Regions from separate parts of the Mus musculus genome. Here region 2 is linked to region 1. A link is a contact called in ENCODE Hi-C or POLR2A ChIA-PET data. All regions are on one chromosome and are shown on one strand. The core of a region is the stretch at or near the end of the contact, and the rest is flanking DNA. Distances in the headings are between cores, read along the strand shown. Region 1 holds the start of Coq8a (coenzyme Q8A). Region 2 holds the start of Psen2 (presenilin 2).

Region 1 (7,631 bases), core at 2,688-5,187:
GTCGAGTCCCCCTCCCACACTGTACCCAAATAAGGGTCGGGCTGGGTTGTATTTCAGCATATTGTGACATATTGTGAGGGATCGGTAGAAGCCAAGGGCATTCTGGACAGGGAGAGCCCGTGCAGTCTCTGAGCTGGGACTGCTCTTCACACTTCTGAGCACTTTGAGGAGGCCTTTGGAGTAAAGTGAGAACAGGAGGGGTGGGGGGGGGTGGAGCAGCTGAAGATAAGAATATCCCCAGGGTATGGTCATACTGAGTCTTGTGGTCTGTGAGGTCTTGGGACTTTCCTCTGACGAGACAGGAAGTCAGCAGCAGGAAGAGAATTTACATGGTATGGTCTGCCTTTTTGCTTTAGAATAAAACAAAGGATCACTGTAGGTGGATGTGAATAGACAGAGGACCAGAGAGCTGCTTAATGATGCAGGTGCTAAATGATGCTGGCTTAGCTCAGGGCATCTGTGATGCTGAGGTAAGAACTGGTTGACTCAGCAGTCAGCTCGAAGACAGGCTGGGTTTGATGCGAGGTGGGGTGGAAGCAGGTGTCAAGGATGACAAGGTTTCGGGTCTCAGCAGTGGAAGATATGACTGGTTCTTAGAAGTGTTGAGTTGTTGGGGTCAGAGCCTGGGCTGGGCAACCTTAACAAGCTAGTCTTAGTCAACAGGCTAATTAAACATCTAGTGCAAAGCAGAAAAGATGTATTCAGTGTGGTCTCAAGGGTATGGTCCAGTCCCACCCCCAGTCAGTCTTCAGGTTCCTGACATGAGGTTTAGGTTTGAATAGAATGCCTAGCTGTGCAGAACTAAGCTCTCCTGTCAAGTGTGGTCCTGTTCTTCACTGTCTTAGTTCCAGCCTCTTCTGCATGGAACTAAGACAGTGGAACTGCACTGTCAGAACTGTGTGTCTTCCAGGAGACAAACTCTCCCTCTGGCTGGCAACAGGCTTCATCCTTTTCCCTCACCCAGCATAGACTCCTGGGGGAAATTTCAGCTTCTTGAGGTTTATCGTTTCAATAGTTTGACAGCCAAAGGGCAGGGGATGAGTGTCAAGGTGGATGATATTCAAGGGTTAAGCCAAAGAACTCTACTAAGGAGGTGGAAAATGGCGAAGGCATGGAATGTCTGTCCTCCACAGAGATAACAGAGAAGCTGGCGAAAACTGAATCTTTTCTTCTTCTTCTTCTTCTTCTTCTTCTTCTTCTTCTTCTTCTTCTTCTTCTTCTTCTTCTTCTTCTTCTTCTTCTTCTTCTTCTCCTCCTCCTCCTCCTCCTCCTCCTCCTCCTCCTCCTCCTCCTCCTCCTCTTCTTCTTCTCCTTCTTCTCCTTCTCCTCCTTCTCCTCCTTCTTCTTCTTCAAACTTTGGCAACTCACAGAATGTTTGTAGCAAACTAGAGTTTTCAGCTTGCTCTATTCTTAGCCCCTTACTCACACCAGCTGCATGGAGGTCTTGAAAACAACAACCTGCATCCCTGGGGCATCCAGGCTACCACCTCAGGGAGCAAAACGAAGCTGGGAATATGAAGCCTTCTCCTTACAAAACTGCCATCCTTTGACGACCTGGGGGTAAAAGGAGGGCCCCCTTAAAGAGTCCTCATTTTTACTTAAGCCTTAACCATCTTTAACTGTGTAGCTCAGCTGTCTTCCGTAGTTTGGGTAAACACAGACTAATCAAAATCTTGAAGTGACTGACATGTCCACATATGCTTGTGCTTGGGCCATGCTACGGTCAGGAAGAACTGGCGGAGGCCCTTAGCCTTCACCTCTGAGTGCCCCAGAGATTGTGCAAGCAGGAAGTTTAGGTTAAGGTAGAGTTGTCAACCTTTTGGCTGAGTGTTGAAGGCAGGCCCCAACAAGCAACCAGTGGTATGAGGCAGGTAACTTGCTGGTTCCAGGCATTTAGGAAAATCTGTGTCCATCCTCTTACCTGATCAGTAAGCCAAGTAGATGTGTTAATAGTCACACACATAATACACACACACACACACACACACACACACACACCCCACAGACTTCCCATATTAGTTTTGAAAAGTTACTAAACAACAATTATAAGGGCTCCTGGGGAGAATCTGATTTCCAAAGATGCCATGTTGTGTTAAGATAGCCAGATTTTAACAGCAGTACAAGACACACAGAGCTACAGTAATAAACACAGAGGAAATAAAAAAAGATCCTGGGCTAACTATCTAGGCAAAACCCTTAGATCATCTATTTCAAAAACATTCAAAGAACTGATCGGAAGCATGTCTAAAAAATAAACCAAGACAAAAGTAGGAGAATGATGTGCCCCAAAATAGAGACACAAGGAAACAATAAGAATAATAAGATGTGTTGGGGTTGAAACCCACGGTGAGTGAAGTGACTAGTTTACCTGTGGAGCCGAGCAGGCTGGGGAAAGACCACCCCTGGAAATAAGTCCATGGACATTATCCCAGCTTGGAAAAGAAGGAAAATGAATAGAGCGTCAACCCCAGGGACTAACACCAAGGATAGGAGTACAGACAGTGGGAGTCTTGGAGAAATAAGCCTGGGCAGAGAGACTCAAGAAATAATGGCAGAGCCCATCTCAGTTTTGATCAGACTAGCAATCTGCATGCTTAAAGCCTGTATTTTAAACAGAAAAGCCTTAGCTTTCTATAATGCAGCAAAATACTCAAGATAACCAACTTAGAAATAGGAAAGATTTATTTAGGCCTTGGTCCATTGGGCTGTGACTTTGGGGTCTCTCATGAAGCAGCAAGTCATGGTAGGATGGTGTAGTGGGCAGAGCTGCTCACCTCATGGTAGCTGTTGGCTTCTCATGGGAGCAGAGAAGGCTCCCAGGTCCTAATATTCCCTATAAAGTCACAACCTCAGTGATGTGACTTTCTTTCATCAGGCCATACTTCCTAAATGTTTGACAGCCTCCCTATGCCTACTTCCCTTTGGGACCAAAGTGGTCTTTGAGGAAAAAATATTCAAGATCCGAACTATCGAAGCCTTATTAGATTGATTTTGTGGAGAAGGATGGAAAAAGAAGTGGAGACAGTAAGCATAGAGAATACTTTCAGAGTTTTTGTTTTGTTTTGTTTGAAACATGGTCCAAATCATATCAATCTGTCGAAAAACGGAAAATAAACCATGGGAGAAGCGAGCGATTGTCTTAGGTTCGTTAGAGGGAAGCTGGCCTAGCATTGCTGGGCGAAAGGGCTGAGCTGGCACGGAAGCATCTTGGAAAGGCCCCAAGGCTAGGTATTTTCTCCCATTTGGTACAAAGGTGGCATGGACCTGTCGCAACCCTATCTTTTCTGGGTCAGCAGTCCCTTAGGGATGTTGTGGGTCAATGTTGTGTGTGTTGAGTGCACTCCTCAGGGCTGTTTTTCACCTTGGAAAAGGATTGTTTTTTTATTGGCGCTCATAATAAGCAAGCACAATTAGTCTAAATACAGAGCTGAAGGGTATAGAACTTTGGTGTCAGCGCCATAACACTTCCCTAGGCCAAGTGCTTTTGGAGGAACCCAGGCAGAAGCCTCATCACATGGCAAAAAACCAAACCAAACCAAACCAAACCAAAAAACCAACCCGGGCCTAGTCTAGGTCCTGGGGCGGGGGCCTGGGGGGTTCCTCTGTGGTCCCATCAAAACTTCTGAGGTCTTCCCGGCCCGACCCCTAGGAAGCTGAGCTAGCGTCGGTACCCAGGCGACCCTCACGTGGCTGCCAGGTGAACGCTTGTCAATCTTCAGAACGCAGGCGCAGAACAACTGCAGGCTTTTTTCCCTGCCCGGGAGAAAAGACAGCTAACAGGCAGATTAGGGACCGCGGCCTTCAAGGGCGGCCTCTCATTGGTTGCTTTTATTCCACCCTCAGTCCCTATTGGCTGTGAGCTGCGCACGCGGTAAGCACGCTCCCACTGCGTCCTGTGGCATCGGGGCAGCTAACAAACAGCGGCTCAGCCAATGGGAGGGCTCGGAGGCGGGGCAAGCGGAGCGCGGCGTGCGCACCCGGGCTAGAAGGTAAACAGAAGCGGAGAGTGTGCGGAGCGCTCGCAGCGGGGCGAGCGCGCGGAGGCGTTGCGTTGCGGACGGAGGAGCTACCTTCCTGCAGCCCGGTAAGGCTGTCGCCTGCCGGCCCGCTGCTAACCTCAGCACCCCGGGGTCCCTTCTTATACTTTCAAGTGACAGTGCGGCCTGCGTACGGTGCAGCCCTTTCCCGACCCGGGTCTGGCTCAGCGAGCAGAGGGTTGCTTGTGGCCTCTGCGTCGTCCACGCACGTGGCTGCCTTTCTCCCAATAATGTTCTGAACTCTCAGACCCTCGAACTGTGTGCTCTGGCTGCAGTTTGTGTCAGAACTACAACTTCTAAGCCCGAGCCAGCTGTTGGGTTTCACGGCTGGGGTGAAGTCTGGGAAGAAGTCCCTTCCTTGTTCCTTTTTCTTCGTTTCTTTTTGGTCCGTCCTCTTGTTTTTCCCAGACACTGATGGCCACACTACCAGTTTTGACAGCTCCTGCACTCTCTTGCACAGAAGCTGTCACATAACTCAACCAAGCCACCTTCAGAGTGTGAGGGGACAGAGGGAGAACGCTGTAGGGGCGGGTCTGGGTTCTGGGACCCTTCATTGGCTAGGCAGCCTGAAGGGGCAGAGGCTGTGTGCAGACATCCAATCTGGGTTGGGCTTGCAGCACTGTAGAAAATTGATTTAGGCTCACTTGGACTTGGTGTCTGTGGAACGGGACTCTGGAGCTGGGGTGTGTCAGGCCAACCTTCTTGCCGGAGGATTTGGACTAGTGATCATGACAGACATCCAGTTGTGCTGTGGCTGGCGGCCATGCTGGCAGGGAGGTTGTTGGGAAACATTTGGAGTGAGGAAGGCACTTCTGAGAAGAGGCTAGAGGGGTTTGTTGGCTTACAAGAGCAGTGTCTGTACGACTCCGAGGGTAGCTTTGGATGCTATATTTAGCCTTGTGAATAATGAAGACAGCTGAATTGTGACCACTTGTGGACCAGGTGACACAAAGCAAAAGCGAGGCAGGCAATCTGTGCATTCTCTGAGCTAATGAACCACCTGAGACAGAACTTCCCAACTCCAGACTATTAACATGTTGGACCTAATCTTGTTTACTGTGCCTGCTTATCTTATGCAGGGTGTGTAGCTGAATCCCTGGCTTGTACTACTAGACAAATAGTGACACCCCCACGGCCACCCAATCCCACCAATTGTGACAACTGAAAATGTCCCCTGACATTGCAAAATACCCCCAAGAGCAAATTTGGTTGAGAACTATGCAGGCAGGACTCTAGACAGGGTCACCCCATGCTGCCAGGACCTCTGTGCAACTTGCCCACAAGTAGTTGGGAAGTTTAAGACAGTGTTACAGTCACTGCTGTAAACAAATGGTGGAAGGCATTCGGTGGGGGCTTTAAAGGTGAAACCCTGAGTGCACTGGGTGGTAGGGGTGAAACATTCTGAGGGAGACTTGGCGGCTGAAACCCTGGGCCTTTGTGCCTGATGAATGTGACTAAGTAGGCACAAATTATGAAGATGTGGAAAACTGGTAGTTTCTGCCCCTAGGAACATTGGGAGCCTTGGCGGGTTAGCACAGGGAACCACCATAGGATGGTTCTTCAACGGTGAGCAAACAAGTGGGCGCTAAATGCTGGCTAAGAGACTTTCTGAGGGCGCACTGTTCTTATCCACGCAGTTTGCTTAGCCATGTGCGTGTGTTGTAATGTGGAAGGAGAGCATGCCTGTGTCTGCAGGGAGTGTCTGGCTGCACACCACACGTATACATGCACACACATGCAGGTGTTTCCGTGCAGTGTCTGCACACACGCAGTTTGCAGAATGCATTTGTTGTTGATTAGCACCAGAAACCATGGTCCAGTTCTTCTTTTGTGTAGAGTGAGAGGCTTTGCTTTTGGGTCTACATTTTGCTTTCTGTGGAACCTAGAATTTAGTATTAAGTCCTAAAATGATGGCTGTTCGGAGAAGATGAAAGATGATGCACTGGAAAAGAAAAATATCCGAAGCCTTTGCAGTGAATTTGTATTTTTGTGGGAATGTGCCAGGATTCTGCAGCTGGGGAAGGAGGAGCATTCCAAGTAGGGGTTTTGGGGTGCCCTTTGTTACCCACAGAAAAAGACCTGGAAGGGAAGTCACTTCCTTCTTAAGAGAGGTTTATTATTGGGAGGCTCACAGCTTGGCAGGATAATTTTCCGTTAAGAGCCACGGACCCTGAGTCATTCTCTTTGCCAGTCGAAACCAGAGCCGTGTGCAAAATTAGACAGGAATATTATAAGTGTTGTTTTGGCTTGGCAACTGGGAATAGTTCTAACATTCCTGTTAACAGTCAAGAACTGGGGAGAGCCAGTGAGAAAGGAGGTAGTGGCGGGGGCGCTCAAAGATCCTGCTTCTTCTCTAGTTGGTTGTATGATGGGAATGGGCGTGAAGGGGTGGGAGGGGCAGCCTTTAAGGACAGGGTGACCTGAGTCACAGGTAGTAGAATCAGAGGGACCATAGAACTCAGCGTGTGGACTGAATATATACAGGTAGGATATGTGGGTCAGAGTTCTAGATGGTGAAGAAGTTGTGTAATGGTGTCAGTACTGGAAATAGAGGTCATAAGAGAAGGAACTAACTTGGGGGAAGGTGACGATGTTAGTATCAGACATAATGGGGCTGAGTGGCTTTGGAACTATTTTATTCTATCCTTTTTTATTAAGATAAAATTTGCATGCACTAAGTACACCCATATTCCACACAATTGAAAAAAAATCATTAACCACAAGCACAGTCAAAGTTAGAGTAGTTTCATCAGCCTTCAGAGTTCCCGTGTGTGCCTTGGGGCTGCCTGTAGGCCTGGGATGGGTGTGCAGTGCAGATGTGGGCCACTCGGATCAGAGAGTCTACCTGCCTTGAGCATGGGGAAGCCTTGAATAGCTCAAGGACAGAAGGAAGCAGCCCAGCAGACAGTACAGAGTGGGGAAGCAGGAGGGCCAGGACCTGTGTGAGCTGCTCAGCTGCAGACTGTGGAACGGGTGAAGAGATTTTGATGAAGGAAGTTGAGGGGAGAGTTGTGGGAATGTGTGAGGCCGACAGGAAGTGCAGTTGAGGTGGAGGTCGGTTGAGGAGTCCCACTGGCTTGCCCTTCCGATGTCACAGAGGGGCAGCGGGGTGTGCGGGTGTGTGTGCTCTCTTCCTAGGAGAACAGAGTCTGCAGGTGCTTCCCTGTGTTTGGTGCAGGGAGGCTGGGCATGAATTGAGGGATTGAGAGGAAGGGCTTATCTAAAAGAGGACATGCACAAGAAAGGCCTGGGAGAGAGGGTCTGAGATGAGGGACCAAGATTTGAAGGTTCATATCTCATCACTCATGTTCTAGAGTAGAAGGAGCAATGGGGTTGTTACAGAGGGAGTAGGTCCTGGGCTCAGTGTGGGAGGGACAGGGAATCCCGAGGGTACTGAGAGGGAAAGCGCTCTGTGTGTGTGTGTGTGTGTGTGTGTGTGTGAGAGAGAGAGAGAGAGAGAGAGAGAGAGAGAGAGAGAGAGGAGTTAGTTTTACAGCAGATATGTTTGTGTGTGTCTGTGCATGAGTGTGTGTTTGTTTACAGCAGAAAGGTGTGTGTGTGTAGTGTGTTTGTAAGAGTGTGTATGCAAGAGAG
Region 2 (7,631 bases), core at 3,328-5,827, 60 kb before region 1:
TGTGTAAATCCAAACAGTTTGAGAACTGCTGGCTTAAATGACTGAAAGGATAAGAGCAGACTCCTCAAAAGGAAACAAATGTCCTCCTCAGAGAAGCAAAATCATCCAACGGCGTGGAGAAAAGGATGGTCACGCAGTGTCCTGATGACAAGAAAGTGTCACCAGGTGACCTGAGTATAATCCTACAGGTGATGGCTGCCAATGCCCAGACTTACTGGCAAAGCCCTAATCTATATATTACACAAATTTCTCTAAAGTAGAATTGATTCTCTATCTATCTATCTATCTATCTATCTATCTATCTATCTATCCATCCATCCATCCATCTATCTATATGTACATTATATATGTATGTTTATATATGTATACATTCTATATGTATGTTTATGTATGTGCATATTTATATCTAAATATAATATAGATAGATGGTATATGTGAATATATGCATGTGTATACACACACATATACATACATAATTATTATCAGCAGGACTTAAGATTAACCTAGAGAATCAGAGAAAGACAGGGAAGCCAGTAGCTGCTTAGACTTGAAAGCCTTTGAGTAGTCATGCCCCACAGGTTGAGGACAAGGAGGCCCAGTGTATAGCCCTAGTCCAAGAACTGGAAATGCCCCTTGAGCATCCCATGCCTGTCCACATGCAAAGGCTGAAGAGTCAGATTTCCTTAGCACAGCAGCAAAACAACCATACCTGTTCATGACTGGGAGAGCATGCCTGTGGATGAGCTTGACCCTCTCTTTGCCTTTCCACTCCTCCCAGGACCCCATCCTATTACACAATGCTGTCCTCAATCAGGGCGGTTCTTCCCCACACACTCTGCAGACCCACATGTCAATCATCTCTGGAAATACCACAGAAGACATATCCCAGAAGTATGCTTTGTAGATATCTCAAGTGTCACTCAGGGCAGTGAAGCAGATAACCAACATTAGCCCTCATACCCTAGCAAGGAAAGATAAGCTTTAGCGTATCTACCTCAAGACTGATGTAACAAGGGATGCATGGCTAATGTCTGTCTGGAGGCTGGGGGTTCCTGACAGCCTGGCTCCCTTCTCTGGAGCCCCCCTGACTTAGTTTCATTGCTGTGAAGAGACACCATGACCATGGCAACTCTTATAAAAGAAATATTTAATTGGGGCTGGCTAACAGGTTCAGAGGTTTAGTCTACTCTCTGCATGGTAGAGTGTATGGCAATGTGCAGGCAGTGAGGACACTGTCTTCCACAGTCAGGAAGAGGCCCTGTCACACTGGCCAGACTTGAGCATGATAATATTGTACCTGTTTCTATTCTAATGCTAATTGGGTCCCCCAAAACTGCACAAGAGGGTCTGCATGTGGCTTCTGGGAACCTGCCCCCAGTTCATTTTGATTGGTAAATAAAGATGTCAGCAGCCAATAGCTGCTGGGGAAGAGAGATAGAGGTAGGATTTAGGGTTGGGACCCTGAAGAAGAGGGGAGAGGAGACTCTATGCTTTAGGAGTGTGTGCAGGAGAGGAGAGAAGAGAGTGGCCCTGAAGGGTAAAAACATGCAGGAAGAAGAAGCAGAGCAGCCATGTAAAGGGGCCAAGAGAACATGGCCCAGAGGGTTGCTCAACTGGGTCAAGAGCAGCCAAGATGGAATATAGAAATTAGTAAACTAGTAACTCAGAGTTATCGGTGGGAGGTAGATTCCAACAACATGAAGTTAGGCAGCTTCCCAGCTATTGAGCTGCTTAAGGTATATTAAAATATAAAGGCTCTGTGTGTGTGTGTGTGTGTCTTTCATTCGGGAACATAAACCATTGAGGTGGGAAGCAACCCTGTAACAGGATTTATTAATTAATTTTGCTACATATATGAGACCTCAGAGGCTCACCTCCACAGTGATACACTTCCTCTAACAAGGCCACACCTCCTCCAATAAGGGCACTCCTCTTATAGTGGCACTTCTCATGGGCCAAGCATATTCAAACCACCACACCTCCGACTGAGACTATTCTGACACAGAATGGGGCTCCCTGTGACTCAGAGAGCAGCTCCTTTAGGCAATACTCTGTCCACCACTGCTAGAACCCATTTGCTCATCTGTTCATCTACCTCGTGAGAAGCAAGGCTTCCAACTTCCCACATTCCCCCCAACGCCCACCCAGATCCTCATATAATAAAATTCTCAATGAGAGGCTAAGGCTAGAGGGTCATTAGTTCGAGATCAGCCTTGGCAACATTATGAGACCCATATAGCATTCTTAAAAGAAAAATAAAATTACCCAAAGGGGTATTAGAAAAAAAAAGATGAACACATGATTTTCTTCTACTTATTTCTTTTTGTATTTTACGAAGTCTAAACATTAAAAAATACCTAATTTTTAAAATAACTGCCACCCAAAATATAAATATGTAACTAAAAATTTTATAAAAGTCCAACAAAGAAAGTGTTGCCCAGAACCTAAGATGCTAAATACCCAGATCAGACTAGGCGAGGCTACACTGCAGTAGCAGATAACTGCTCAGTCTTTGGGAACTGTTTTATTACTTATGTTCTGCATATGCTGAAGTCTTAATGCTTTTTTGTCCCTTCAAAGTTGCTGTGCTAAAATACAAACCCCCATGGTTATAGGTTAAGAGGTGGAGCCTTGGGGCAGTGATCAGCCCACAGGAACACAGGCCTCATGGATGAGATCAACAAGAGGGAGATTTCAGACCTAGGTCTACTGATTCTGCGCTGTCTGCCACGTAGTCATCATAGAAGGATACTATATAAGACTACCTATAAACTAGGACGCAAGTCCTCTCCAGACAGTAAGCCTGCTAAGGTCTTGATCTTGGGCTACCCAGCCTCCAGAACAGCGGAAAAACACATTTCTATTGTTATAAGTTGCCTGCCTCTGGTGGTTTATTATAGCAGCCTGAATGGACTGAGACAGTGGCCTGTCTGTGTTAGTTGTAAGTCCTGTTCAATAGAGAAGCCTCCATTACAGCACAATTGGGCTTTTTCAAGTGTGGTGAGCATGCCCAGGTCCAGAACTTCTGTCCACAACTTCCACATGATAAGAGTCATCTGTAGTAGAGAAGGATGGTGCCCCTACAGGGGGAGGGACAGTGGACATGAGGAGTACTATGGGCTATCATTTCAATGTCAAACAGAACAAAATGAAACCCACACCACCTCAAGCCGAGAAGGGAGGCAGAGGAAGGAAACACTTACTGTCTGTTCAGGATCCACGCTGCCCCCTGCCCCCTCATTTCTCTGTAATGTGCCATGTTCCTCTGAAGGCCCTCACACTATCCTTTCACAGATGAGGAAACCGAGGCCCAGCAAGGGTAAGGAACTGCAACAGACAAGCAGAAGAGGGAGATTTCGGACCTCCGTTCATGCGTCTATGCTATCTGCCAGGTAGAACCCACTTTCTCAATTGTGTTAAGGAAAAAATTCAAGATGTTGAGCTAAGTCCACAGACTCAGAAGTAGGTTGGTGTCTAACAGGGTCAGGGAGAGGGACAGGAAACCTTTCAATTATACAACTGCCTTTTATTTTTTAAGCAATGGGCTGTTTTACAATCACACAAGCCAGATTGGCACACATTGAAGTCACTAAATACCTTAAATTAAAATGATTACTTTTTTGCAGTGATGGTGGTGGTGAAGACATGGTCTCTATATAGCCTGGCTGTCCTGGAACTCACTCTGTAAACCAGGCTGGCCTTGAACTCAGAGATGTGCCTGTCTCTGCCTTTCCGGTGCTGGGATTAAAGGTGTACACACTGCCCAGCCGTATTTTTTTCTTTTAAAGACAAGGTCTAATGTGTCCCAGGCTGGCCTCGAACTTGCTATGTAACTAGGAATGACCTTGGACTTCTAGTGACAGGATTACTCAGCCATGCATACACCAGAATTGAGTATTAAACTCAGGGTTTCCTGCATGCTAGGCAGGCACTTAGTTGAACTACATCCCCAGCCCTACAATGACAATTTTATGTTATACGAATTTCACAGTAATTAAAGGAGAAATAAAGCTACATGAGATAATGACAACTGTGGCAAATTGTTGACAATTTCAACTCACTCCACAGACCGATCCTGCGATCACAACCCCTCCCTGCCCTCACCCCGAGGCTGATTCCTAGATCTCGTTGCAATTTTATCCCAGTTCATATTTACCCAGAGCTCCCCATGTATGTCGCGGAAGCACTCTGGAAAAAATCAATCAGGAGAAGGCTCCCGATGTTAGCTTACTTTAGACTCCATTTTAAAGTGCATGAAACCGGAGGAGGGAGGGGCAGCAGAGGCTCCTGAAATCACAAAGCAAATACCCACCCCTTGTCCCAGTGGCGCTGCCAGGCCCCTAAGAAAAGGCACTAGCCAACTTCAGATTTCAATGTCAGTATGATGCTGCGGTCTCCAGGGCAAGACACAGCGAAGGCCTGCACCTTCTGCACCCAGTGTTTTCCTGTAAACCGACGATGAAGGCGCAAGTGCACAGGGGAACCTGGCACCGCCCAAGGGACGGGACAGGGGCGGAGCCAGGAAGTGGGCGTGTCCCCCACCGGGGGCGTGTCTGAGGCGCTGGCGAACCGGGGCAGTGGGCGGGGCCGGCGCTAGCCCAGGAGAGGCGCTCCGCCCGCGGCGTAAACTCTACCCCGCGCCGCGGCGGAGCAGGTGAGCGGAGGGCGGGGGCTGGGTGTGTGCGGCCGGGTACCTGTCACCGATCGCGGGTAGCCGGCAGCATGGAGAGCCCGGATGCAGCGAGGCCCTTCGTGCGCACGCCCCTGACCGCTGCTTCCGTTGCCCTCCCGGGGCATCAGGGTCTGGGCTCCAAGCTGCGGCCCCTGCGGCGATCTCGGCCTCTGCGGCCGGCTCAGGGGCGAGGAGAAAGTGCTGGGGAGGCAGCAGTGCGGCCGGCCCAGAACTGGGGCTTGGAAGGAGCGTAGGGTGCAGCTCTGGGCCTCTGGCCGCGTCCGGGTGCCCTCGCGTCCCTTCCTGCCTCCAGAACCCCAGGCGCGGAGTGAGGTGTTAAAGGGCCAGTGCACGTGGGTCTCACCGCTGTGTTCACCAGGCATTTTGGTCCCTGCTACCCAGGCTCTGACCTGGTCTACCTGGGCTCTGCTACAGATGGGAGTAAGAACTTCTTCCTGTATGAGGAGCGAGGCGCCCAACAGGGCCTGAGGCAGGCGTTCTGTTACCAGCTGTGTTCAGTGTTTTGTAAATCCCTTAAGGCAGTAGGGAGACGCCCAGAATCAAGCCTCTGAACCGAAGGAACTCGGCAAAGCAAGAGCTAGTTGCCACTGAATTATACTGATGAAGAAACTGCGCCTAGGGCTGAGGATGTAGCTGTGTGGTAGAGTGTTGTTAGCCAAGCATGCATGCGGCCGGCCAGGAGAGGAAAAGGAGGGTGAGAAGAACAACTCCCAGAACTAAAAAGTGCGGTTGCCCAAGGTCTCCTGTGTAAGATACAGGGAAACCAGGCTTAGAGCCTGCTGCCTGGGCCTCTGTTTCTGCTATCCAGACATAAGTCCTTTGCCAGTTAAATGAAATGTCCTAGCACCTCTGCTTAGGGATTTTTCTTTAAAGATATGAATGGTTGTGAAATGACTGCATCCATTTACTGATGGAGGATTAGAGAGCCTCAAAATCAGAACAGATGCAGACCAATTTAACTCCGTCCCCAGAATAGTCTCTTGGAGTCAGAGAGACGCAACCATTCAGAATAGGTGCACCTGCTGGCTGTATAGTCCCTCTGTGGACACCTAAGCCTCTCAGGCCTTCAGCCAAGACTTTGGGCAGTAATTAAAGGCTCTGTATAAGTTGCTTCAGGTGTGTAAGCTTCAAGTTTTCCTTTAGGTGTGGGTGGCTCTGTGGAAGCCTGAGAAACAGAAGCAGATCCTGTGTTTTCCGTTGGTGAAGGGGCCAGCATCCCGACTTTAGCCTAGAGGTGACCGTCTGGGTTCATTCCTTGGCTCCCAGGACAGTGGCTAGAATCAGGTGGGCAGGGATAGAGTGAAGAATGGCAGAGGTGCAGGATGGGAAGGAAGCTGACAGAAAGTAGGTGTGGGTGAGTGGAGGTGCGGACTGAGCTGGAAGCCGGGTCCGGTTTGGAGAACTATCTCCTACTATGTAGACATGCCCCATACCTATGCCCAAAATATAGGCTGTACATCCATTCGTATGTGGAAATGAATATTTCTGCTCTCTGAGAAGGCAAAACAGACTAGGATGCGGAATGCTGCCAGAGGCTGCCGCTGCCGCTGTGTCAGCCTGGAGCAGTGTCTAGCCATACCCTGTCCAGTGGCTCTTCTGTGGTTGCTCACAACTCCACTGCACAGTTTGCCATGTAAGAGTCTCTCGCCAGACTTGGTCTCTCTGGGTTGTTGATGATAATAACCATGTGACATGCCCATGTGATAGGAATTGGACATTCATGATAAAGAGCCATTTTTTTCCCAGTGGTTATCACAGTTATTATAAAAACGTACTATTGGGGCCAGAGAGATGGCTCAGCAGTTAAGAGGGCTGGCTTCAATTCCAGAGAACCCCTGTTCAACATGGAGGCCCACAACCATCTGTAACTCTAGTTCTAGGAGAGCCTCTTCTGACCTCTGTGGATACCAGGCACAAATGTACTACACAGATATATCTGTTCTAGACAGACATACAGACAGACACAATACCTATACACATAAAATATAATTTAATTTTTTAAAGGAAGCTTAAGTAATGTGATAGCTCATGTCTGTAATTCCAGTGCATAATCACTGAAGCAAGAGAACTGCTGTGAATTCAAGACAAGCCAGGGCTGTGTAGTGAGTTTCAGGCCAATTGAGCTATGTAGTGAAACACTATCCCCAAAAATCAACCAACCACCCAACCACACAGCAACAACTGTTAAGTCACCAAACAGAGCTAAAGGAACACTGAGACAGTTAATTATGACTCCTTTAATGTTGGGAACCTGAGTTCTGGGGTGTGGGTGTCAGGGATGGGGGCCCAGCTGCCCAGATATGTGGCCCTACAGTCTGTTAGCACAGGATTTGGACATTGCTACATGTATATACTTTTGGAGTTGTACACTAGCTTGCTCAGTCACCTCTGACCTGTATCCAAACTGCTACCCAGAACATTTCTGTGAGGTCTTCATTAACGACTTCCTGAGAACTTGGGAGAAAAAAAAATGTTTTTGTGTTTTGAGACAGGGTTTTGGTGCGTAGCCCTGGTTGGGTTGGTACTCTGTATGTAGCCAAGGCAGGCTTTAAGTTAATGACAGTCTTCCTGCTCAGCCTCCCTCTCCCAGTGCTTTTGATTCTAGACAAGTGCCATCCCTTCATCTTAACACCCACCCCTAAAAACCCCAAACTGCAAGGCAGGTAGATTTCTGAGTTCAAGACCAACCCAAAATGCCTATATGCCAGTGCTTGGAGGTAGAGAGGCTGGGACATCTGGAGTTTAATGTTACTACTACTGGCTGTAGTAGTGAGTTCTCTCATTAGAAAAACAAAACAAAACAAAGGTCATCCTGGCTATAGAAAAATAAAAAATAAAAAAAAAAAAAAACTGAGAGAGGAGAGAAGGAACCATAACACTGTGTGTGTGTCTGTGTGTCTGTGTGTGTCTGTGTGTGTGTGTGTCTGTGTGTGTGTGT

The links. A loop is a pair of places that touch in the nucleus more often than their neighbours do. ChIA-PET counts read pairs that join two places held with the same protein, here RNA polymerase II (POLR2A).
Region 2: POLR2A ChIA-PET joins it to region 1 with 13 read pairs in Patski. The contact joins the promoter of Psen2 here to the promoter of Coq8a in region 1. A Hi-C loop is called at or near these places in 1 of 37 maps with a recorded cell type or tissue (left cerebral cortex). POLR2A ChIA-PET finds 5 or more read pairs at or near these places in 2 of 5 experiments (Patski and embryonic stem cell).

What each region holds. Positions count from the first base shown.
Region 1 is chr1:180,192,326-180,199,956 of GRCm38, reverse strand. Coq8a (coenzyme Q8A) reads left to right here and starts at 3,937. Exons shown (of 15, transcript NM_023341.3): 1 at 3,937-4,084.
Region 2 is chr1:180,253,246-180,260,876 of GRCm38, reverse strand. Psen2 (presenilin 2) reads left to right here and starts at 4,577. Exons shown (of 11, transcript NM_001128605.1): 1 at 4,577-4,654. Gm31728 (predicted gene, 31728) reads right to left here and starts at 4,472. Exons shown (of 3, transcript NR_168339.1): 1 at 4,313-4,472; 2 at 3,204-3,327.